3 separate regions of the Mus musculus genome follow, and regions 1 and 2 are each linked to region 3. Evidence: chromatin loops called from intact Hi-C (ENCODE). Cell type or tissue: left cerebral cortex. All regions are shown on one strand.

What was found. Peaks named below come from ENCODE experiments on the same cell type or tissue, not always from the same donor. Only the 100,000 strongest peaks of a DNase experiment are listed, where the experiment ranks them.
Region 1: it touches region 3 in a loop (2.0-fold over the local background); 5 of 42 quality-filtered maps call a loop at or near these places.
Region 2: it touches region 3 in a loop (3.0-fold over the local background); 22 of 42 quality-filtered maps call a loop at or near these places.

Annotation. Positions count from the first base shown.
Region 1 is chr4:8,780,439-8,788,438 of GRCm38, reverse strand. It overlaps Chd7 (chromodomain helicase DNA binding protein 7), which reads right to left. Exons shown (of 38, transcript NM_001277149.1): 3 at 2,676-3,097. Among named protein-coding and RNA genes, the nearest start is that of Gm46841, 67 kb to the right of the region's middle. In left cerebral cortex, no CTCF peak of the experiment used is centred here; no DNase peak of the experiment used is centred here.
Region 2 is chr4:9,092,834-9,100,833 of GRCm38, reverse strand. No RefSeq gene overlaps it. Among named protein-coding and RNA genes, the nearest start is that of Gm50597, 25 kb to the left of the region's middle. In left cerebral cortex, a CTCF peak has its summit at 3,576 (motif pointing right); DNase peaks (open chromatin) are centred at 3,591 and 5,015; H3K4me3 peaks cover 189 bases.
Region 3 is chr4:8,686,089-8,694,088 of GRCm38, reverse strand. It overlaps Chd7 (chromodomain helicase DNA binding protein 7), which reads right to left and starts at 3,683. Exons shown (of 38, transcript NM_001277149.1): 1 at 3,314-3,683. In left cerebral cortex, CTCF peaks have their summits at 1,888, 4,041 and 7,324; DNase peaks (open chromatin) are centred at 2,022, 3,005 and 3,794; H3K4me3 peaks cover 2,731 bases; H3K27ac peaks cover 1,700 bases.

The DNA.
Region 1 (8,000 bases), 94 kb before region 3:
TTCTGTATAAACAAATTCATCAAGTTAACTTATTCAAGGATGGAAATAACCGGTATCACATAGCATTTTGCAAAACAAAATTGCCACTGTTGTGTTTCACGGCGTAGACGCAAACTGCTCTGGCAATTGAGCCCCAGCACTAACACAGCCCAAACCCCCCATTACCTTCATCACTGCATATCCAATTTACATAATTATTCTGCTATGCTATTCAAAATCTACATGGAGTTGTATGCATTCTCGTTATCCTTGATTCAAGGATGCTATTTCCTTGTAGATGTAACTGAACAAGGAGACCACAATTGACATACTCAATTCATCTGACCAATAGCAACAACGTGGTTTGACAAAATAATGGTTTGGTTTGTTAATTTATTTAACATCTCAATGCAATTATCCTATGTTTGGACAGCCAATCCTGAAAGACCATCAACAACGGGAAAGCTGCTGGGGATAGCCCTTACCACACTTCACTGTAAATCAGCCAGTGGTCACATGCGTGTGAAGTGATCCAAGCAAACAGAGGTGCTACCAACTCCCTCCATCTCCCAGCACCACCCCTAAACATGGCCTTTAAGTCTCTGGCACATACCTGATGCGGCTTCCTGACCCCTGTACATCTCCACACACATCACCCTGCTCCTGTCAAAGGTTCCCAAACCATTAAGACTCAAAACAGCATTTGTGTATAGCTCTAAGGGAGACAACTAGTGAGTGCCAGCAGGGAGAAGGAAGAAAGTATATTTTCTTCTTAAGTAAAAATTCCCTCCTGTCCCTACAAAAAAAAAAAAAAAAAAAAAAAAGTTGTGCTAAACACTCGGCAGAGACCTCACTCTCAGGAGTGCAGTCTCTGGCTACCCTGGAGTCAGCCCCAATAGCTCTCTGTGTGGACACAGGATCTCTAGCTGCACCAAGGAAATGCTACACACCCAGTGCTGACCAGGCTGGATTCCCGCAGGTGTCAGGGACGATACAAGGGTCACTACTACATACACCATTTCAAAGTCTGTTTCCGAACCACTCCACAGCTGGTAAGGATATGCCCAAGTAAGCTGGGAACATAGACCCTGCCTGATCAGACACGAGCTGAAGATGGTTGGAAATCTATATCGGAATCCTAGAATGATTCGATCCATTTTTACCATTAAGTATAATAATAGTAACAACAACAAAAGAAAACTGAACTGAAATTATTCTGGTACTAAAAGTGTTGGGGATAATACCGCTAAAGTCCAGAACACCCCTTTAGTACACACACCTACACCTTAAGAAAAGAGGGCACACCTTCTGTTTCAGATTTGGATTTGACTACTCTCCCTGGGGGATGTGCTTCCTCAGACCAAAGCCCAGTATTTACATTCATGCAGCAGCTTTTTAAAAACAAACACATACTGTCGGACTAAAAATTTTACCTGTATCTTACTTATCATTATAGTCCGAACACTTACCTACAAATAAGCATTCAATAAAATGCCTCTTTAATAAATGCAAAGGTTTTGTAATGAGTTCTGGGCTTAGAAAATATTCACAGGGAGGAAAAAAAAAACCTTTTCAATGAAGACTGCACAATCAAGCCTTGTCTGTAAATATAAGGGCACTGGTAAGTTTGAGTGAACGTCTATACTTGGCTTTTTGGATACCACACAAGTAATCCATGGTAAAAAGAAAACTCACAGCCTCAACCCACGGAATACGGTCGAGTTGCTGGCGGGACACTGAAGAAGCTGCCCCCTTCTCTCTCTCTCTCGGCACCTATGACCTCCTCTGTGCACTGGTGTATGTGTCTGCACATGACACAGTGTAGCCCATCAGCAAAGGGCTATAGCTCCACACAGAAAGTACGAGGCAATGACCCAACTGAGTGTGTGAGCACATAAATGTTTACATGTGCACGTGGGCTAGAGAGTGGAGTGTGTTTTCTATCAGAGTATGCGAACAGGCTCAGATTAACCGAGTCCGGCTACACTTCCATCTGGAAACCATATTTTAATATTTTCTAACATGAGCCATATTCTGAAAGACGGATTCAGATGTCTGGAACTGCTTCAGAACAGTTGTTGGAAATGTTCAGGACAAATGAAAAAAATTAGTCCTCAATGTCTTCTCTCGGATTTTCTTACTGAATAAATATGCCTTCTAGGGGGCCAGAGACTTGGTGGGGCATACAGAGCAAGAGAGGCTCTTTCCTATACCCAGAGCCCATGCCTGTTCTTGAAGCCATATCTAATGATGAGTTCCACTGTGTTTTCCCACACTGTCCACAAGGACTTCAACCTGCCGTGAAAGACCTATCCTGCTAAGCAGACACAATCAACTCTCTTTCAAATTCTGCAGTTGGCAGTAAAATGTTCAGAGCCATTCAGTGGCCTTGCTTTCCTCTGAAATCCTCCCCTATGAGTTACGGAGAGAACCAAGCACCGTTGTGGTTTTTACAAAAAGAAGCCGGCTGCAAAATAACATTTTTTTTATCCAGTAAAACTCTGCATAAATCAGCAGTTCGTAAGAGTAGAGTCCTAAAGTTTGGAATACACAAACACCTTAGCTTTGCACTGTATGAGCCAAAGTTGGTCACAAATGATCTAAAATACACAGGCACTCCACACCCCCACTCACCCAGACCCTGCAGCGTGAGGCTGGTCTGCCCCATGCGCAGCCTTTGATCACCCACAGCCTACCTTGACTTTTTGCTGGATTTGGGTTTTGGCGTGACAGTTTTTGCTTTCTTTTCCTTTGGCTCTTTGGGGATCTTCGGGGCTTTTGGGGTCTTGGGCTCTTTCTTCTCCTTCGGCTCCTTCGATTCCTTCGGATCTTTTTTGACCTTCGGCCTTTTCTTTTTCTTTTTTTCTTCCTGGGACACATCCAGTGAGTTCCTGCGCAGTTCTTGGTTTTCAACCCCACCAGGGAAGTCATCTTTACCAAAACCTTTACTGGAATCCCCTGCAGCAATGTGGTTGTTTTTCTTTTTCTTCTTCTTCTGCTGTGGCTGCTGCTCTATCGACGGCAGGTAATCGTCGCTCTTCACTAGCTGAGCGTTCTGTGCGCTGACCTGGGTCATATCCGGCACTGGCTTCTCTAGAAAGGGCTCCGATGGAGAATGCTAAGAGACACAAATGGGACTGAATTAGTCTCATTCTTCACGATGAAGAAAGGAACTAGGAGTCAATGGCTGATGGTCCTATTCTATACTCAAGGAAGCAACGTCTACAAACTAAGGGTAACAGGATTCGCCATTTTTCTCTCAGCCTAGAAACATACGAGTTTCTTTAAGGGGAATGCTTTAAATGCCAGTTTATTACTACAGAAAAGCATTAGTGCAGGAAGGGAAAGAGGCTACAGAGCTAGACATTCCACACCTTTCAACTGCAAGAACACAGGGCAAGAAGTAAAATGAAAACACAGGCTCAGCCTCAGAGGCCTCTCTCTGAATGGGGGGTGGGGGGGGGGACTCAAAGACACAGATAGAGTACAAAGAACAAGCATATCCAACATTGAAAGATTCTAGTACTAAAAAGATAGAGCTAAGTACAATACAACCTTTACAGAGTACACAGGTCATATATGGATTAAATAACATTAAATTGTCTAGATTAAAATGTCATGTGAAAGAATGATTTTGCATTGGCTAAGTTTCTTGAAGTAATTAGAAATGTGGACAATCTTTTTTTTCCCTAACTTCTTGAAGCCAGATGGATGGGTGGATGGATAGATGGATGAATGGATAGACAGATGAAATCAATGCTGACATTAATTGGGGGGGGGGGGGGAGTACACATTAAAAAATACTGACAAATAAGATGAGATGCTGAGAAGTCAAGTGAGAACAGAGTAAATAACTCCTGCACAGAGTGACCTCAAAGCCCAGGACCCAAGACAGGGCAGCGACAGCGCAGGCGCATCATCCATCCGACAGACTGCTGCACCTGAGAAATCTTCACATTTCAAATGAATAACTGAAAACGTCCCATCTGCAACCTCAGTCATCCTCTGCCTTTTCCCTATATCCCTGAGAGCTGAGTGATCTTCCAACAAGCCCAGCATAGGCTTCATGGCCGAAACATCACTATATTCCCACACCAGGTCTCTGGACTATGAGGAACCTTCCAGTTTCACAGTTGGGGACAATGACACACTAACATAAAGTAACCTGCCTGAGGAAACAAAAGTCATAACGGAACCAATATCAAAGGTGATACAACTTATAACCCACAAAAACAGAGCAGTGTAGGGCCCAGGCTTAGTCCACAGACTCAACACGAAGGAAGGTTAGAAGCTCATGTTTAGCACAGTTTACAGAAATCACAACTCAACATAAAATCTTTATGGCTGCATATCTTCTGCCCTATAGTGAGTTTATGTGTCCATATACCTGAATCTACAAGGAAATCGTAGAACTTATCTCTGTCTTTCAGGCCACACAAGGACTGGAGGTGACACCTGAATGCAGCCTTCCTTCTTCATCCAATGTCTTAAAACTCCAACCAGCTCCTAAAACCTTACACACAGGAGTATTTCTAGAGAGGTGCCTCAAGTTTCATCCTATCTCCAAGGGGCTCCATGATCATCTCCAAAACAACATGACAAACTAGAACAAGCTTAAGAAGGTAACCCACCATTCCAACCAAAGCCTGCCCTGGCTACTCTAATGACAGTTACACTTTCTGGGGAAGTCATTTCCCCCACCCAGAGTTCAGCTTCTCTACTTGTTAAGTTTCTTTCCATTATGGGGTGAGCTGGGCATATAGCTCATAGTTAGAGTGCTTGCCTAACAGGCACAGGCCCCGGTTGTGATCCCCATCGTTCTAAAAGCAGCAGCAGCAGCAGCAGCAGCAGCAATAACAACAACAAATTGGTATAAGACCAATCTTAAAAATATATGTTGCCCTTTTTTGGTCACAGCAAAGAGGAAATGAATTCAGAAAGGCATGTCAGAAGTCAGAGGTGAGTGCACCGTGGGAGGAGGAGCACGCCGACACACACTCGCACACAGGTCCCACAGGACAACAGCATGTGGTTATATCTACCCCATCTTCCAGACAGGAAGTGCGTTCTAGGAGGTGATGAGGCTATCAGGAGTCACGTAAGGGAAAGAGGTGAAGTGTTTCCTAAACCTAGCACTTCTCTGATGCCAACCCACTCCTCTTGAAGTCTTCTTTCTGGAAAAGACAAAACATGGAGCCAACACTGAACTGAGCAAACCCTGAAGGGTCACTACTGGCCTATATTCCCTCACAAACATTCAGGGACCCGAGCAACCAAAGCCCCGGCTACTAGCTGAGTTGGCTGACTTGATTTCCACTTTCTACATGGAAACAGCTCAAGCTCAGTTACTTACATTTCCTAACGTAACTGAGCAGGAGGAAGACACAGCTTTCTGCATGGAGGATAGAAATGAAACTTTTGTGGGAGAATCTAGCATTCAAAAAAATAGAAGAAAAGTTATTCCTAAAAACCAAGGGAAAATCGGAGGGATGGCTCCAATGTAGGACAGCAATGTACTTACTATGGGAGGGATATGTACCCATCTTCAACCTGCATGGCTTCCACTCCAGTTACAGAATACCAGTGTCCCCTGAGAGCTTTTCCAGCGCACATGTATGAATTAAAAAGAGCAACACACACACACACACACAAAATAAAAACACAAAAAAAGCTGAAAATTCATCTATACATGTTAGCATACAAATCACTTTAGATGCTTCTTTTATAAATAAATGAGGCCATAAATTAGGGACTCTGTAAAAAATTTAATCTCCCACAAGGAGGGGAAAAGTAAAGATGGAACATAGAAACGTATTAATCTCGTCTGCTCTACGGCAGAATTGTTTTGGTACTATCTGAAGGAGGGCGGGAAGGTGCTCAGGGAAATGCGTGTTTACCAGACCTACTTCTCCTTGAATCTTTTAGAGGGAAGCTGTTTTTGTAAACATTTAACAAAGAACAGATGGTCTGCCTTAATCATGTGGGGTAAGAAAAAAAAAAAACCTGGAGCTCCCAGTAAAACCCTGACAGTCCCTCAGGCCCCCCACTTCCCTGGCTACCCCCACCAAATGCTTGGTACAGTCTTCTCTAATGCTATTTAATTTTACAGCGGACATTTTCCCATCAATCCCCACTGCCTGACAGGTAATCAATGCCATTAACATCTGATATTACCATATAGGCCATTCCTAAACCTCTCATTTATTAAAACGAAGGTGAGGGATTTTAGATACCATGCAGACTTCACATCCCGACATCGTTCATGATATTCCTTTTGACATACTGTGGTGTCTGTAAGAAGTACAGTATGGACTCTTGGGTCTTAAGCCAGCGGACTGATATTTAAATGATAAGTAAAAATGGCCCAAGGTGTATGTTTTATATAAAGAAAAAACCCAGTTGTATTGGTTTTACCCTTAACTCTTCTGCTGACAGTACATCAACTAGGAAGTCAGCACTTGTACAGAGCTGCCGAAGGACCAGATGCACTGTCAAAGGCCAGCCAATGGGGAAGCGAGGGCAAATCCCTCTGCTATGTCAAACTTAGGAAGCACCGCAGATGAGACGGTGGAAAAGTGTAGAGGAGAGATTTCTTGACTGTTTTAAGTGTCCTTTCCTTCTAAGGTTTTTCTAGCTTTAAAAAAGCTATCTTCTTTTCATATTTTGCCTTAATTATAAGCAATATAGAGTCATAGCACCAACATACAACACATACAATTTCTAAAGCTCACAGTACTTCACATACGGTAGGCCTGTGGGTGAAGGCTTATTTGCAAACAAGCATACATTTACATATCTGAATTTACACATATGCAAACAAGTACAGATTCCGAGTAATGCCTCACAAAAGAAGAGCCGGGACTGGCTGGACCATGGAGAGACTGTTTCTGCCAACTTGTACCCCCCGCAAATTAGCTATGGAGAGGCATAAAGAGCCATCGGAGCTCTCAGAGACACGACATCTGCTAAGGAAGTGGCCGCCAATGGGAACTCGGTAGCAAGAAACATGGGCTCACAACACAGCCAACCATGATTTAAACCGTTTGCAAACTACAAATTAGTCACATAAGGTGGAAATGCACTTTATGAACCTTTTTTGAAATGTTTTTGGACATTCTGAACTTTTGGTTTTGTCTCCCCTGGGCCTTGGATCCTCTACACTCCCTTAAGACAGTAAGGCTGGTATCAAATCTGAAGTTCTACCTTTGGGCCAAAATATAAAGATCCAGAGCACACAGCAAGGGTTCAGTAAGTGCTACTGAGACTTTTGGGGTGAAAGTTAATTTTTAAAACTGCACTTGTTATTAAGAGACTAATTTGTTCATTCAACACATATTTAAACAAATAACAGAACCGCTGGGACACGGGGGTGGGAGAACTCAAGCTGAGATACGTGTTCATCTGTCTGTCTGTCTGTCTCTGTCTCTCCTGTCTCCCCCTCAGGGGTACGGGTGGGTGTCTGTGCATTTGTTTCATAACTTTCGGTTGGGGACAGGGTCTTGCACATTGCCCAGGCTGCCCTTGAACTTGTGATCCCCCTGCCTCAGCCTGATGGTTACCTGGGATTACAGGGAAGGGCTGCTGGACCTGGTATCTAAATGTGGAGAGGTTCACGGTACAAGCCAGGTGCTTAAGAGCAATGAGCGGAACATCCCCCCCCCCCCCCCCAGAGCCACTTCAATTCCGAAGGGACCAGGAAAAGACGAGTTAGCTCCCTGCCTCCCTGCCCTGCCTTGAAAACTACCCAGATCCTAAAGGATGGACCTGCGTGTCTCACACTCATCTACTGCAGTCTATCTCTGGGGAAGGACTCTAAACCCACCCTTTCCTCCCCCTGGTAAGCCAACTGCCATTTCTTAGGGAAAATGCAAAACTCACAGAGTTGAAACAACCTGCACACACACACACACACACACACTGACACTCACACACACACACACACACACACACTCACACACACAGTCACACACTCACACACACTCTCACACACACACACTGACACACACACACTCACACACACA
Region 2 (8,000 bases), 410 kb before region 3:
ATTGATAAGATGATTCAAAGGTTTGTCTGGGAAGTCAAAGGGACCTAGAATAGTCAAAACAACCTTAGGATTGGGAACCAAGTTGGGGGACTCACATGTCCCAATTTCCAAACTTATTACAAAGCTACCCTAATCAAAATGCTATGGCATTAGTACAAGATAGACATAACAGTGTCAACTTGATTGGGAGCTCTAAAAAAAGCCCGATAACTGATTTTTTACATAATGTACATAATTTAAATAATTAAAGGATGAAAAGATTGTCATTTCTCAAGTGGCATTGAACTAGATAACTATATGAAAATGGATCATTTTAACCAATAGGTCAGAGAAGGTCCCCATGATGGAATCCATGACTTTGTAAGGCAAAGAGGAAAGCACAGTGGGCACACTCTGTGACTCTTCTCATGTGTGACTCTTGTCATGTGATAGCCCGCATCGTTGATGACAGAAAGCAGGCCAGCACTGTTGCTATATTAGTTTAAATGTCCTAGCCCCCAGGGCTAAGGGAAATACATCTCTCTTCTCTATGGAGTTACCCAGTTTGTGCCATTTTGTCATAGTAACAGAAGCCAGCCCAAAGCAGGAGGCCTGAGTCAGTTTCTCATCCTCCCAGAATTGTGCTTAACTCTAGAATTCCAGCTTTCTGTTCCCTTCCCTCTGGAGTTCTATTTTCCTTATTGGGTAAGTTCTAAAGTGGTAATAACCACATGTCAAACTATATTGTTACGTGCCTTTTAAAGTTTATCCTGCTTTTTGTAACACGTTATAATTTGCCTGAAGACCAGCCCCATTTCTGATGTATCTGTGTACTCTAGCCAGGAATAATTTCCTCATACACACTGGAAACATTGGTTCTGCTGCTGGGATTGCATCCACGTGAAAGGTTTCTCCAAACACACAGCCCTTGAAGTTTAGTCATGACAACCTCATCAGGAGAGCCTTCAATCCTTTAGACTCACCTCCAATGTCCAAGCATTACCTTTTCAAGGAGCTTGGCATGCCATTTGAGCTAATCACCTTGACTATGCCTAGGGGATGCTTCCACAGGGGCTAGCTACCCTGATATTCCCATGCTGGCTTATCTTTGCCCACTGACTACAAACTGCTGAAGGATGGTTACTCCATTTTGCTCCCCTTAGAGCTGCTTTGCACCTAGCCAGTAGCTGCGTGTAAGTGTGTCTGCGGCATAAACAGATCATAAATAGACGCAAAGGCCCAGGGAGACTCCTGACTTCTCACTGAATGCTGCTTTTCTGCCCCTGATCCCAGATATCAGGCTTTCAATAGTTCCCCAACATTGACAAGAAAGCCTGTTGACTCTCACCCCATCACACCAAGGCCCCTCCCCTAACTCCACAACAAAACAACCGTGAGGTTCATGTGAAGACAGCCTGCACTGAAGTGAAGCCAAGGAGAAACCGTTGTTTATCAAACTTAAAAGACAAACATTAGCATGCCTCCATTTAAACAGAGTTCTGAGGCTTGTAAAGTTCAAGTTTCATTTCTGCTTGGCCAAGTGGAATTTCCTGGTTTAATGTAAGAAAAGTTGAAGGGCCTCTATGAGAAGACGCTGAGGACTTTGGGAGACTCCCATTTTGCTTCAGTGATTATTGTCATATCCATTTTCCTTAAAAGGCATTAGTTTTATTTTTTTTAAATCTTGATATTGATTTAATGCCAGGTATGATGTTCTGAATACTGCTCAACACAGCGCACAACCAGGTAGAGCTGGTTCCCAGGTCTGAGGGTGACTATTTCTGTGATGGGGCAAGGAAGGTTCTGAGAAGCAGACTGGGGGTGGAACATGAGTGGGCTCTGTTGTCTACCTAACTCTGATTCATGTAACATTAGGACAGTTACTGACACCTTCTGTGCCTCTATGTCCCCGTCTGGAAAATGGGTTAATCGCCTCACCTCGCAGGGGTGTTGCAAGGTTTAATGAGGTAATGATGTTTGAGCTCTTTGAGCTTCAGATGAAAGTGATAGCCCAGAACAAAGCTTGCTGGTGATTATGCATAATTAAAGCTCTGTAGGAAGGTTGGTTTGAGTTACCCCCAAAGCCATCACAAGAGAACCCAGGCTTAGAATAGACCCAATGTGCAAGCCCCTGGGAGTTTTCACCCCATTGTGTGATTCTACTAAACTAACTGTCATGTTTCATGTCCCATGAGCAGAGCCCCCCAAGACAGTGTGGGGCAACTTATATTACCACTGTCACCCTGAGCCGATGCCTACTGCCCTGACCCTTGAGATATGTTAATCAAATGGCAATGGATGCTCACGCACGCACCCAGTGAATTCCTTTACGTTTCTGTACAATTTTAAAGGCATCAAGCAGAACCACTTCCATCGGTCTGGTCCCCCATGTGATTGTGAAACCCTACATTTCATTTAGAAAAGGAAAACCTCTTAAACTACAGAGTGTAAAAGAAAATATCGGTTGTGCAAATTAGCATCAGAAGGACATAAATGACCCCAGGTTAGTCTCCACCCAACGCAGTTTAATCAAAAACAGAAGAGGGGATTGAATTCAGTGACGCAGATGAGGGCTTCCCAAACAAGATGGACAGAACACCAAAACCAAACAAAAACAAAACAAAACAAAACAAAAACAAACAAACAAACAAAAAACCCAAAAGAGATACACGGCCCTGCCTGCGCCACACTCGGCCAGACAGAGAGCTCTTTCTTCCCTGGCAGAAAGCAGCCTGTGTTCGTGCCACTCTACAGACATGCACAAGACACAGGTCCCGGAGTTTCTCCATAGTGTAACAGCCGCAGCCTGTGTCACCAGGCTAGCGCCAGAGAGGGAAAGTCTTGGGTTGTGGTGCGCCTAACATGCCCACCTCCCTCGGTGTGCTTCTACCTGATGACCCAATACATAGCTTTTTTTCGGTAGCTTAGGAGCACTTCGTCTGTGTAAATGGAGGAGCCTCTGTGAGGAGGCAAAGGAAGCAGCAACCTGGATGGCCAATCTGAGAACCACAGTCAACCTCAGAGACGAGCAGCACTGTGCTTTGAAGGCGCGCAGGGGCTGGGAGTCGGGGATTAGCTTTAAGCCAATAGAAAGGCCTTCTCTTTTTGTTGTTTGCATTGGGACAGGCTTTCCTTGTGTGACTAGGATGGCTTGAAACTGGAATTTCTCCCAAGACAAGCCCACTTCTAACAGCACTAGCCGGCGAGGAAATGGACTGTTCACCAGCTTCCCAGGCGTCTGTGTGGGGTTTGAACTGTCGGCCTTTTACAGGGAGAAACACTGCGGACTCATATTCTGCTGTGAGGAGGAGATAATACCAAAGACTCATGTAGACCTTCACATCATCGCTTCAGAAGCTGCATGTGAGGCAACTCCTCTCCGGGCTCCTCTTCCAAGTGTCTATCTCTCCTTGGACACTCATCTTGGGAGAATTTAAACGATCGTTATAAAGAATAATTTCCCTAGAGGATACAAAAACTTCCACTTTGTATTCCGATCTGAGTCACGGGGAGAACAGTCCAAAGGAAAACACAGCAGAGACTGGGCTCCTGAAGTCCGGAGAATACCAACTGCAGGCGTGGTGCTATACCGACTCTGTCCTCTAGGTGGCAGCATTTAGTTATAGCTGCGCGTCCACGTCTCCTTTCAATGGCGCCTGGAGGACGACTGGGTTGAGTGAGTTTGACTTGGTCCGCTTCAATTTTCAAACTATGGAGCATAATCAATGAAGATTTTAATATCATTAAATGAATGCCTCTGCTGGGGAAAAATAGTTGGAATTCAGCTCTGCCTGACAAAGAGGAAGCAGCCTATTGATCACACTCAAGGTCATAGCTGGCTCAGAATTGCCAGCCTATCACGTTCCCTTACCTCCTCGGATATGCAATCTTTTTCCCCTTCTGCCTTGAAAGCTACGTTAAAGCAACATAGGCTGGTTATGACTGTTCTGTTTTTCATTTCCAGGTAGTTTTTAAAGATTTAAAGATGGACAAGGCCGCTAACTGTATCCAGTAAAAAATTTTAAAAAGTTATGTACTGTGTTTACAGCTAAAAATCAGGGCACGATGCTAATACTGCATATTATTATAGACTAGGAAAAAGACTTACAAAAAAAATCCTCATAGGCCAAGTATGCCTATAGAGGCCAAGCAATCAGGTCTCTGTGCAGGGGAGCCACTATAATTTATTGATAGGAAGCCTCGTTGTAGATGAACATCCAATTGCCACTTGATTCTGTCCTTAAGAAAGCAGTCTATGAAGTTGTGAAAGATCCTCTAGGGCAGACATTCCCAACCAGTAGATCAGGGTCAACCAGCCAGGCACCTAGCTTACCTGGAGCACAGTCAAGTCAGGGCTGCCCACACCCTCTCTGGATCAGCAGGTTTCTAGCCTGTGCTTCCAGTTAGGAAGAGAAAGTGCAGTCTCTGGACTGGCCTCTCACCAGGGCCATCCACACTGTGCTGGCCCAGGGCTGAGACCTGATGATGTCCCTTTGGGAATTGTTCTACTTCTCTGATGAGGGTGCTGGTCACTGCCCTGGGGTCAGAAACCCGCACTCATTGGGGAGTTTCCAAATCTTATTGTTTGTTTGGCTTCCTGAAACCTTCCTTCTGTGTCTAAAAACCAAAATCTGTTTTGCATAGGTACTAGTACTGTTGTTGTTGTTGTTGTTGTTGTTGTTGTTGTTGTTGTTGTTTTCTTTAATTAAGAAAAGGAAAGAGTAAGCTTTAAAAACTCCATAGCTCACCTGAAAAATAACAAGAGTAGTCAAGAGCACATGAAGGAGTTCTGAAAGGGACCAACGTCAGAGCTTGTCAGTAAATACAAACAAGGCCAGCAGGAGAAACCTTCAACAGGAGCGGAGCGCTCTCAATATACAAGCTAAGGCTTACTCGAATTACCGACAGTAGTTAAGAACAGCAATGGGGCTTGCATAGTTGGGCTTCCCCACTTCAGTGCAGCTTCAGGAGACTCTCCTATTTGTTTGCTCAGCTGCCATGACAAAGTACTACAGCTGGTAGCTTACATAAGAGACATTTCTGAACTCACAATTCTGGATGCCTGAATCAAGATCCAGCTGTCGCAAGAGCTGGTTTTGTTTTGTATGTTGTTTTTGATTTTTGTAAGAGCTCACTCCTTGGCTCGCAGACAGATCTCTCTGTCTCCTTGCATTTTTTTAGTCTTCCTGCTGTGCGTGTCTGTGTCCTAATCTTTTCCTGTAAGGACAGGTGTCCATGTACAATTCTCCCATATGGCTTCATTTTGGCATCAAGGATCATGTCTTCCAATACAGCCGGTCTGATGTGAAAGCATCAGCACATAATGCTGATGAGGGATGTAACTCAGCATGCATATTACACAACCTCTTTACACAATGCTGTGTGTGTGTGTGTGTGTGTGTGTGTGTGTGTGTGTGTGTGTGTGCACTCGTGCAAGCGTATGTCTGTGCACTCACACACACACAAACATGTGAACAAACATATATGATGTTATATATGTTTGCATCTACACATATGTATGTGAACAAACATAATATACATAAACTTATCAAAAATTATTTTAATGCACATATTCCTGTGTACAACTGAAGGAGACTACACAAAGTCTTTGTCACCCTTACCAACAAGGTAATAGCTACAGGGACATACCTGTAGATCAGAGCCACTCTAGTATGGCAGGGATGGGGCTGGTGAGGGGACAAGAAGAGGGATTTAAACCAGCATGCCCAGCCCTTGCCCTACCTCCCATGCTCAGAATCAACACTTGTGGAGAGAGGCCACAAGAGAGTCCAGTAGAAAGGGTTCATTCACAGGCCTGACTTCATGAACTCAAATCAAACTTGGGTTCAGAAGAAAGCAAGAAGATCCTCAGGATGCAGGTCCTCCTAACAGAGCTAGTGGCACTGCTGAGAAGCATACATGGCCAAACAACCAAACCCCAGGGGTCCCAGCACATTGTCTGGGACAAAGTTTTAAATTCAAACTTCTCTCAGAGCAGACAAAGGCAAGTCTGTCTGTCTCTGCTTCTCTGGGGAAAATGCCTTGGCCATTAACCCAGTCACCCTAGCAGTTGTGACACCTGATGCTGGCCTTGCAGTGAGCTGCGGAAACACGTTACTAAGGTGGCCGAGGGAGCTGGAGCGAGCCAGGACACACAGATGCAGTGGCTTCTTGCTGGGGGAGGGGCGAGGGGGCAGTGAGCCAGGGCAGCCGAGCATGTGTGTTCCAGAAAGAAAAGCAAACACGGATCCACCTGGCGCTTCCCTGTGTCCCCTTCACCGAGCCTTCCCACTTGTGCTTGCTTTTAATTTATGACACGAGGCACTAAAGGGACCGTCTATAGATTTAACATTGACATTTCCTTCATGCTGTAATCCTCTGAATCCCATTTGCTGTAAATCTCAACCAAATGGCAGAAAAATGACACCTCCCCTTCCCCACCAGCGAGTACATTATAATGAACTATCTTTTTTTCAGGATTGGAGAATGACTGAGTGAGACCCACAGGCTTTGGACACCCACACTCCCCTCACTAAAGAGTCTGGACCACAAACTGCCACTCTAGGCACCTCTCGGAAGGGCTTTATGCAAAACAGCTCTAGCCACAAGGTTTTCACACTAAAATAACTCAGGGTATTACAAGGGCGAGGGGATAGAGTGTTATGTGGCTCCAGATGCCAACTTCGATAGAGCAGGCTATTTTCTGACTGCTTTACTTACTTGAATAGAGCTCTACGTAGTCGTTATGCATATAGAAAGGCACACACAAAGGAAGAACATACTGCCCTGCATGCCTACAAGAATTTTGAGATTTTTGGTGAACAAAAGAGTTGGGTTGTCGTAAACCAAGTGTGCCCAGGTCCCGTTCCCATGCTTCAGCAAGGCAGGTATTTCTCCCTCCACACTCAGACTTCTGATCTAACACCTCTCCATCCGTTGTCCTAACCCCTCAGGCTCTGCCTCCCCTGTGTCTCACAGGTTTTCCTGCCCAATGATGCTACCTGCAGCCGTCCCACCTGGGAAGCAGAGTAATAGTCTCCCAAAGATGCCAAGGCCTGGGGCCAAAGTTATATGCAGAAATGAGGCTTTTGATCAGAGGGTTTCAACGTGGGGAGACTATTGCAGATTTTACAGGTAATCACAAAGACCTCAGATGTGGGAGGAAAGATGGACAAGTCAGGTTTAGTGTGCCTGATATAAGAACCCCTTATCCTGTGGTTTCTGGTCTTAAACATGGTGAAGGACCCATAAGGCAGGGCATCGCTTTCACACCTGGAACAGCAAACAGCATACTTTCCCTTAGAATGTCCAGAAAAGACAAAGCTCTCACCAACCCAGGGGCTCCAGGTTGAATTCGAACTCTGGACCTAAAGCAGTGCTGTTTGTGACACTAGGAACACAATAACTCATCGTAACAGCAGAAGGAAACGGGCATCCCCTCCGCCTGCCGAGCTCAGAATCTTTGTAGTCACATAGAGCCGACATTCGTGGTTCCCTCTCTAGACTCCCTCACACATCTCCTAAATACAATGCATTGTCCAACTAAAAGCAAAACAACCTGAAACAATGATGCCCATTGGCCACTTGGAGACCATCAGGACTACAGTGGTTCCATATCATTTTCAAGTAAGAACCACTCTCAAGGGAGCACATCTTCATTAAGGTCAGGTGAGTCAGACGCTGTTTCTAGCACATCTGATACAACCAAGGAGGAAGCAAGCAGGGAGGATGTACATGAGTTTCTGAGGGCCCTACAGGTAGACCACAGGCTGAAGAGTTTCCAAAGTCCCTGATATCAAAGCTCACGCACTTTCCTTATGTCATGATAAAAACCCCAAGCCCATCCTATAGATGTAGCCGTGTCCAAGGCGAGCCTCGCAGGGCCCTGCCAGCAGCCTGTCCCAGGCATGCGTCGTGGAACCATTGCTATCTTGATAAAGAGTACTCTGTGTCTCATGATTACTTTCGTTCCTTAAAACTTCGGTTTCCTTGGAAGAAATGTCTGTCTTTCTGTTTCTGTC
Region 3 (8,000 bases):
AAACCTGGCTCCCACATTATACTCTGGGTCACAAAGCAGAAGCACAGACAAGTATATGTCCCTGTTCCCTGCTGAAAATCTAAGTGCTTCCTTAGCTCCTGACTTTGCATCAGTGTACAAGAAAGGTTGCAATGTTGCCTTGATGTTTAAAATCATAAAGGAACTTACTATAGTTCTGACCTCCCAGGAAAAGCAAGGCTGACAGAGAACACTCCTTATGGAAAAAGTATTGGCAAGATTCCACAAGTCAAACTGATTAAAAACTAGACCAAGCCTAGATGAATCCACAAAAATGCTGTTTTAACACCAAGTTCCTGACTGAATTAATACTTTCAACTGGGGTGGTGTCTCTCTCTCTCTGTGTGTGTGTGTGTGTGTGTGTGTGTAACTAGTTTATTTTTCTCCTTGAAAGAAAAAAAAAGTTGAGATTTAACTATCTATATTAAACTAACATACCACTCTACTATTTCTCATTCTGTCCTTGTGCTAAGGACATAGAAAAGGGAATCAATTTTAAAACTGATGTCAAACTAACTCCACTGATTAAGCAGGGTAACTACAGCCTGGGATTCACTTACCTCACTAGCTAACTTGTTTTTTGTTTTAATCTAGAAACTTTAATTTTGAAAGCATAAACATGGGATAGAAACTCATAAACTTCAAATTTACCAATCTGTCCAGATTTTTTGAGGGGTGGGGGCAAGATACCTAAAAAATATAAAATCAAAACACACACTCCCAGGAAACAACCTCAAATGGGGTGTCACACTGGGGAATTCACCTGTTACAAGCCTGTCAAAAACGCATTATCCCCCTTAACCAGCAGGTACCAGAAACAGGGAAGGGAGTGCTGTATTCACCCAGTGGACAAAAAGGAAAAAAAAAAGCATTTTTCATTTTAAATAGCTCTTAAAATTTGCTGACCAAGCCCTTTCCCATTTCCAATTTTTACTTTTACTGTTCTTTTTGTTTTCTTGCAGTTTTTCAAGGAAAATAAACTTTTCATAAGGAAACTGGAAGACTTAAAATGTCGCCTACTTATCACCTAGAAAGGCAATCCGAGTCCTCTGTGCCCCAAGCATCTAGCTTTCAGCCTCTTTATTATCGTTGTCAATGAATGGGCCCCAGTCAAATGAAAGCTGCCATTTTAGGGGAAAGACTGGAGGGCTTTCTGTTGTGCAACAGCGAGACAAAAACACTGTGCGACAGATGTACTCTGGGGGCTGGGGAGGATGCAACTTCATAAAACCACTGCTCAAGTTATTTCTCGGACATTACTGTAATCGAAACGTAATTATAACTGGAATAAATCAGGTACGGAGCTTCTGGGTCATTGCCACTAAGATTTTTTTGTCATCGTTAGAACAGATCTGTGAGGAAATAAAGAGATGTATTTTTCTCCCACTGATTATCACACGTATGATGAGTATTCCCCCTCTTACAGAAAGAGAATTGAGGGAAAGTAACTGTGGGCCCCTTAGGAAGGTGTCACCCACTGCAAAGACGGCTTCAATTTAAAATCTTAAAAAAAAATAAAAACCAGAGCTCACAAAATTATTTAAAAATATTTAATATATTCAGAGATCCAGCTCAGAGGATAGACACAGTTTAAGTAAGTTATTTAAATCGATTGCTAGATAATACACAATGGGAAACTAAAAAGTATACTTAGCAAGTGGAGAACTGGATAGTGTATCTAATTCTAGCAATTCAAAGGAAACTCTCCATGTGGGTTGCTACTTTTCTTTTGTCCATTGTCTGTTCAGAAGAGGGAAGAAGAAGGGGGAAAAAAAAAAAACTAGTTTAAAACCCAGGCGTGAACAGTCTCTAAAAGTGACCTCCAGGGAGAACCGCGCTGCCGGGCCGGAGCTCCTCCCGGGCCGCCGGCTCCACGGGGGCGCTCACAAAGCGGGCTACCGGGCCAGAGTTTGGGGTGCGCTCCCACGGCGCAAGGCTCCTCGAGGCAGAGCCATCCGGAGAAAGGCGACTCGGGAATGATGGCTGCTCGGGGCCAGCGGCTCCTTCCCCGGAGCCTCCTGACCAGTCCCCCGCCAACCGGCCGCCCCCTCCCCGTGCCACTCAACCCGCGCCGCCTCGCCCACCCCGCACCGCGCCCCGCCGCGCCCCGCCCGCGCCCCCAGCGAGCCCTGTCCCCGGTGCGAAGCAAACAAACAACGCGTTCCCCGCCACCCTCCTTCCTCTCTCGCTGACCGCTCGGCCTCCAGCCACCTCGGCCGCTCGCGCCCCGAGCCGGCTCTCCGCGGGGCCACCGCGTAACCCCGGCGCTCCGGGGCCACCTGGCGACCCCCGCCCCCGCCCGGACCCCCGACAGGCTGGGGGGAGGGGAGCGGGGACGCGAGTTGGGATCGCGGATTAAAGTCGCTATTATGCCGCCGCTGGCGGCCCGGCCAGCTCGGCAAGGTGGGGTCCCCCGGTCGCCCGCCCGCACTCGCCCCAGCCCGGCTCCCTTTCTTCTCGTCCTCGCGCACTTGGGAGCTGCCGGGGAGCCCCAGGAACCCCTAGCTGCGGGCTCGGAACTCTGCGACCGCCGCCGCCACCGGCTGGGCTCGGGACGCCCCCCGCGCCGCGTGTTCGCGCCACCCCCGCCCCCGCCCCACGCGGCGCCCCGCGCACTTTCCCTGCCGCCGACCCACCTCGCCCGTGGCCGTCCCCGCACGGGCTAGCGCCGCCGCGCCCGCAGGGACGCACTTTGTTCGCGCCGGTGCGGCCGCCGCTCCCGGCGAGCGCGGCGTGGTCGGGCCGGAGCGGGGGGCGGGGGCGAGGCGGGGGGCGCCGCCGTCCCCGAGCCCCGCGCTCAGCGCCCCGCGCCCGCGCGCCCGCCGCCGCTCGCGCCGGAGTTGGAACCCAACTTTTTCCTCCTTCCCTTTTCTCTCGAACGCAGCCGGCAACTCGTGCTCGGTGCCGGCGGGAGGAAACGCGCTCGCGCTCCCCAGAGCGCAGACACGCTCCCTCCTGTCCCCGTCCCCCCCGACGCCGGCAGCACAACAAAAAGCCATTTACATGCGAGGAAGTGACCCTCGGCCGCCCCGCGCGCCCCCGCCGCCGCCGGCCCCGCGGACGCAGGCAAAAGTTGGGGCGCGGGGCGGCGCTCGGGCCGCGGGTTCGGGCCCCGGCGGCAGCAACGCAGGCGACCGGGCGGGCGGCGCTACGCTCCTGCCGACCGCGGCCCCCGCGCACCTCTCCCCGCGCCCCGCACACGCCCAACTCCCCTCTCGCAACTCCGCGCGGCCGCGGCCCGGCACGGTTTCCTGCCGCCGCCCCTCCCGGGGGCGCCGGGGAAGTCTGCGCTCACCGGCTCGCTCCTTCGCTCGGGCTAGTCAGCCGCCGCGCGCCGTGGGGAACAAAACGCAGAGCGGCTCCGGAGTTGGCTCGGCGGCCGCGGCCGGGGGCTGATCCACGGACGCGGAGTTGGCCGCGCGCGGACGGGGCTCTGGCGAGTTGCGGGGTCTCCGGGTCCCCGGGCCGCCTCCTCCGCGGCGCTCCTTTGTGTAATTCCACTCGATTCAAGTTTAATCCGATAGTTCCCGAGCACGAGCGCGTCCGCACCACCACGGCTCAACCCCCGCGCCGCCGCCGCCACCGCTGCCGCCGCCGCCGCCGCCGCCGCCGCGGCCCCAGCACGCCAGCGCCTGCGCGCGCCCTGCACGCCGCGCGCACGAGCCTCCCGGGCCGCGCGCGCCCGCGGCCGGCTCTCTCCGCGGCGCGCCCGCGCCCGCGCGCCGCCACCTGACGTCAGGCGCGCCTGGCATAATTTATGCAAGAATTCGGCCGGGGTGGCGGAGGCCGCGGAGAGGCCGAGAGAAGGGGGCGGCGCGGCGCGGGCGGCCGCCCCTTCCCGTCCCGCCGGGCGCCGGCGCAGCGGGCGGGTGTCGGTCCCGGTGCGCGGCCGCCGCAGCCTCTCGGGCCGCCTGCTGCCAGCGCTCTCGCGCGGGTGCAGAGGGTGCCACGTTTCCGCGCAGCACCTTCCCGGAGCCGCGGTGCGCCGCCCTGGGGCAGGAAGCGGAGGCCCGGAGCCCGTAGTGACCCCCCGCCACCGCGAGGGGTGGCCAGCCCGGTGCGGACCGAGGAGGCTAGGGGTGTTTGGGTGTCTCTTCTGTAATTATCCTTCAACTTGAGATGATTTTCCCACACGAAATACCTAGGATGGACGCCTTTCCTTTCAAATAGATCCATCCCTGCCTCACCACTTGGCTTTAACTGACGTCCTCGGTGATAGGACAGCGGGATCTGCCACTAAATCAAAAAGTTTTAACTAGAGAGCATTGATTTTAGTTGAATTTGTTAGCATGCCAAAAAACGAAGGGATAGCGCAATGGTTATGAAACAAAGAAATAGGATGTGTGCCCATTTTTAAACGTGTCAGAACTGGAGTGTTTTCATCATTCCTTCGCCAATGTGGCACTAAATATCATCTTCCAGCTTTGAATAGCCGACCTTCTTGCCCATTTCTCTTTCCGGTACAAGATGAATATTAACCTTGAAGACATTTTTTAAATTAGTTTCCCTCTTGTGTAATAGATATTTAAACATTTACTAAGCATCTTTTGTGTGTGAAACACGGAGCAGATTTATAAACGGTCAACAATTGTAAACTCCAGTATGGTTTTATTAGGCTAAAGACTGCACTCACTTATAAATAAGGAAGGAGGTTATACAGCCAGCTATGACAGCTGTGTAAGTGCTATTGAACTCAAAAATCGTAGAGAAAAGGCAAAGCATGCTAATCTGGCCCACTGATGGTTGTACTACTACTGAGCTTAGAATCACACAGTTTTATATGGACAAATGACTTGCCAAAACTGCTTCATTTATACTGCAGCTTAATCAGTTAGACATCTATCTCCTAATAGAAATAGTTTTACTCTTTTTTTTAAAAAATTTTTTTACAATTGTTGCTTATTTAAGTGCATTGATTCTGGTTTTCTTTCGCCATAAGTTGGATTTCTAAAAGAAACATAGTCATCAAATAGTTTACAGATAATCAGAAGAAAACATTAACACTACAGGGAAAAAAATGTGACATTGAAAATCTACTTTTTTATAGCTCCAGTATCATAAACCAAAAATCACAAATCTAATGTAAGTCTTCCACTTATAATAAGTTTATATCCCTCAAAGTAAAACTATCATAGATACTTGGGGGGGAATCTCACTTGTCAGACTCGCATCTATTTCAAGACAACTTACAAGCTAAATAATATGACCTCTACATTTAATGAAAGTATAACGTTTAGGCTCCAAGTGACTATGTGGAGGTCTCCTGTTGTGTCCTTGTGTATTTCACTAGGACGTTGGGACACTAACTTTTGTAATGTGCCAAAGATAAACACAGTCAGTGTGGGACATATCAGCCACATCTCCCCTCCCTGACTTAATATCCTCCTTATCCGGGAAGTCCGGGTTAGAAGTCCAGGCTTTCAGAGGTTCTGCTGGTGCAGAACTCCAAGGGCCTTGAAAACCCGAAGACCCTCAGGCGCAGACCTAGGCAGCTTTGTACCGGCTAAGCCTCAGCTCCCACCCACCCCCCACTACCCTAAGCCTGGAACACTCTTCTCTCCGTTTGCTTCTTTCTTGAAGTTTTCCCAAAGAGAATCATTTGAATTCACAAGCTTTAGCTTTAAGTATGCAAATACCTCAGGGCCAGATAAGGGTCACTCACAGCCAAATGTAAACTCCTGCGGAAGAGTTGCTTTTCTTCCCAGCACCCAGCTGAAGCTACCCCATTGACAGATTTTTACATTCTTTTCACATTGGATTGTAAGAGGTTCCAGGCTTGGTTCTAGGCGCTTGGCGTGAAGCTAACAAGGTTCCACCCTTTGCCGTCTAGTTGATTGGTAGTTGAGATTCAGTGAACAGAAAGAACAATGGGAGGTCTACATCCTCGAAGAATTAGGGCTTGCTTGTCCAAGCTGCTCATGCCCTGAGGGCAGCAGAAAGGTGTTATCGACCTAGGAGGTAGGGCTCTAACAGATGGAGTGGGAACCCATTGATTGCAGTTAGGAAACACAAACACATGACCTGTGGCTAACAGAAAAGGGAAAGCCACTTCCAAGAACTCAGAGAGATGGAACTCACCAGAGTAAGGCTAAGCTCTGCTTAGACAAAAGTTTGACTGTATTGGGGGAAAATAACCGGAGTGAACACTTTATGACAGAGAGTCATTTGCATAAACAGAATAACGGAGACGCACTCAAACTTCTAGAACATCTACTAAAACTTAAGCCCTATCAGTCTCTCAAATATTTTAAAATCTAAACTGTTTTTTTTTTTAAATTTTTCTCGTTCCGGATGGTTGTGAGCCACCATGTGGTTGCTGGGATTCGAACTCCAGACCTTCAGAAGATCAGTCGAGTGCTCTTACCCACTGAGCCATCTCACCAGCCCCTAAACTGTTTTATAAAGCACACTATTTCCAGTATAGAGGGACTGAAAATTGTTCTACATCCACATTTACCAAATTTCTGTTCCTTTCTCCAGTCAAGTCATTTGCATTAAATTATGATGCCGTAATCCCACTGAAAATATGTAGAAAAAGAGGCATACATAAGGATGTTGTGTACTGAAGGAAACACCAAAACCAAAGCCAAAAGTTTTCTTTCTTTTTTTAAAATGTGTTTTCCTGTGCATTGGTGTTTTGTTTGCAGGGTGTCAGATTCCCTGGACCTCCAGCCATATGGGTGCTGGGAATTGAACCTGGGTCCTCTGGAAGAGCAACCAGTGCACTTAACTACTGAGCCATCCCCCTCCCTGCCCCTCCCCCAAAATACTTTTTCTGCCTCATGTAATAACAACATATTTTTCCTGTAATTTTTCCATGGAAGAACTCAAGAGAAAAGCCAGGAACTCAGTCCATCCTCCTCCATTAAAAAGTGCCATCATATGTCATCGAAAATTGCAAGTTCTCACCCAATATTTGCCTTTCCTTTCTTAGTTATACTGCTTTGCAGTTAGTGGTAGTCTGCAACATACCTATTAAAGTGAGCTTGGCTTTGGCTCCTCTGCCTAAAGACTTATTTCTTTGTTAAGTAACTTCTTCTGGGTTTTTTAACATAGTTCATACACAAATATGAATTGGTTCAATTATTTTTCTGCAAATTATTGTTATTTGTGGAGTACCCTTCCAGTGCTTTCTAATTTACCTAAGAGCATGTGGTGCAAAATGTTTAGCAATAAGTGCACAGTATCTTTTAAGTAAGCAGATAGGATGTTGGTTTTAAAATCATAAGATAAAATTCCGTTCTCATCTCCATTAGCCCATAATACTGTAAGAGCCCCTGCTGGAGGCTGTCAGAAGTGACAGGGTGGAGGCTCTCTGTGCTGTGGGGGGAGTGAACATCTAGGATAAGACTCTCTCACAGATAGTAAATTTAGTTACACTTGAGCCATTCTTTGAGAAAACATTTGTTGAGTGTTTACAGCACCATGCCCTCTCTTAGTCTTGAGGATATGGTAAGGTCCCTTTTCTAAAGGAGCACATGATGTATGGCAGCCTAAGAAAGAGCTGCCTCAGGTCAGGGCTGTTGCTAAAGGCAGAGCAGCAGCCTGGAGCCTGCAGGATGAAAGCCCAGGTTGGATCCTTAGCACAACTGAAGATAAAAAAATAAAGTAAGATAAAAAATAAAAGGTGTGGCTGTTGCTGCCTGAGATAGGACTATAGGTTTCTTAGGATATGAGACCTTAAACTATGTCTTGGGTACTCCCAGGAACTCATCAGGACAGGTAGGATCAATTCCATGACACCACTTGCCCCAAGTCTCGTGAGTCCAGGCTTCTGACAATGAGCCACTTTTCTTTGGTGTTCTATGAAATTCCACCACAACTCCAAGATGAATTATCTGTCCTTTCTTTGACTGTCAATGCGTATTTTTTCTAAATTATATACCATTCATACACATACTAAATTATAACTCATTCTTGCCCTATGTCCTCATTAGATTGTAAACAATAGCTGTATCTCACCCATTGGCAACCCAGTTATC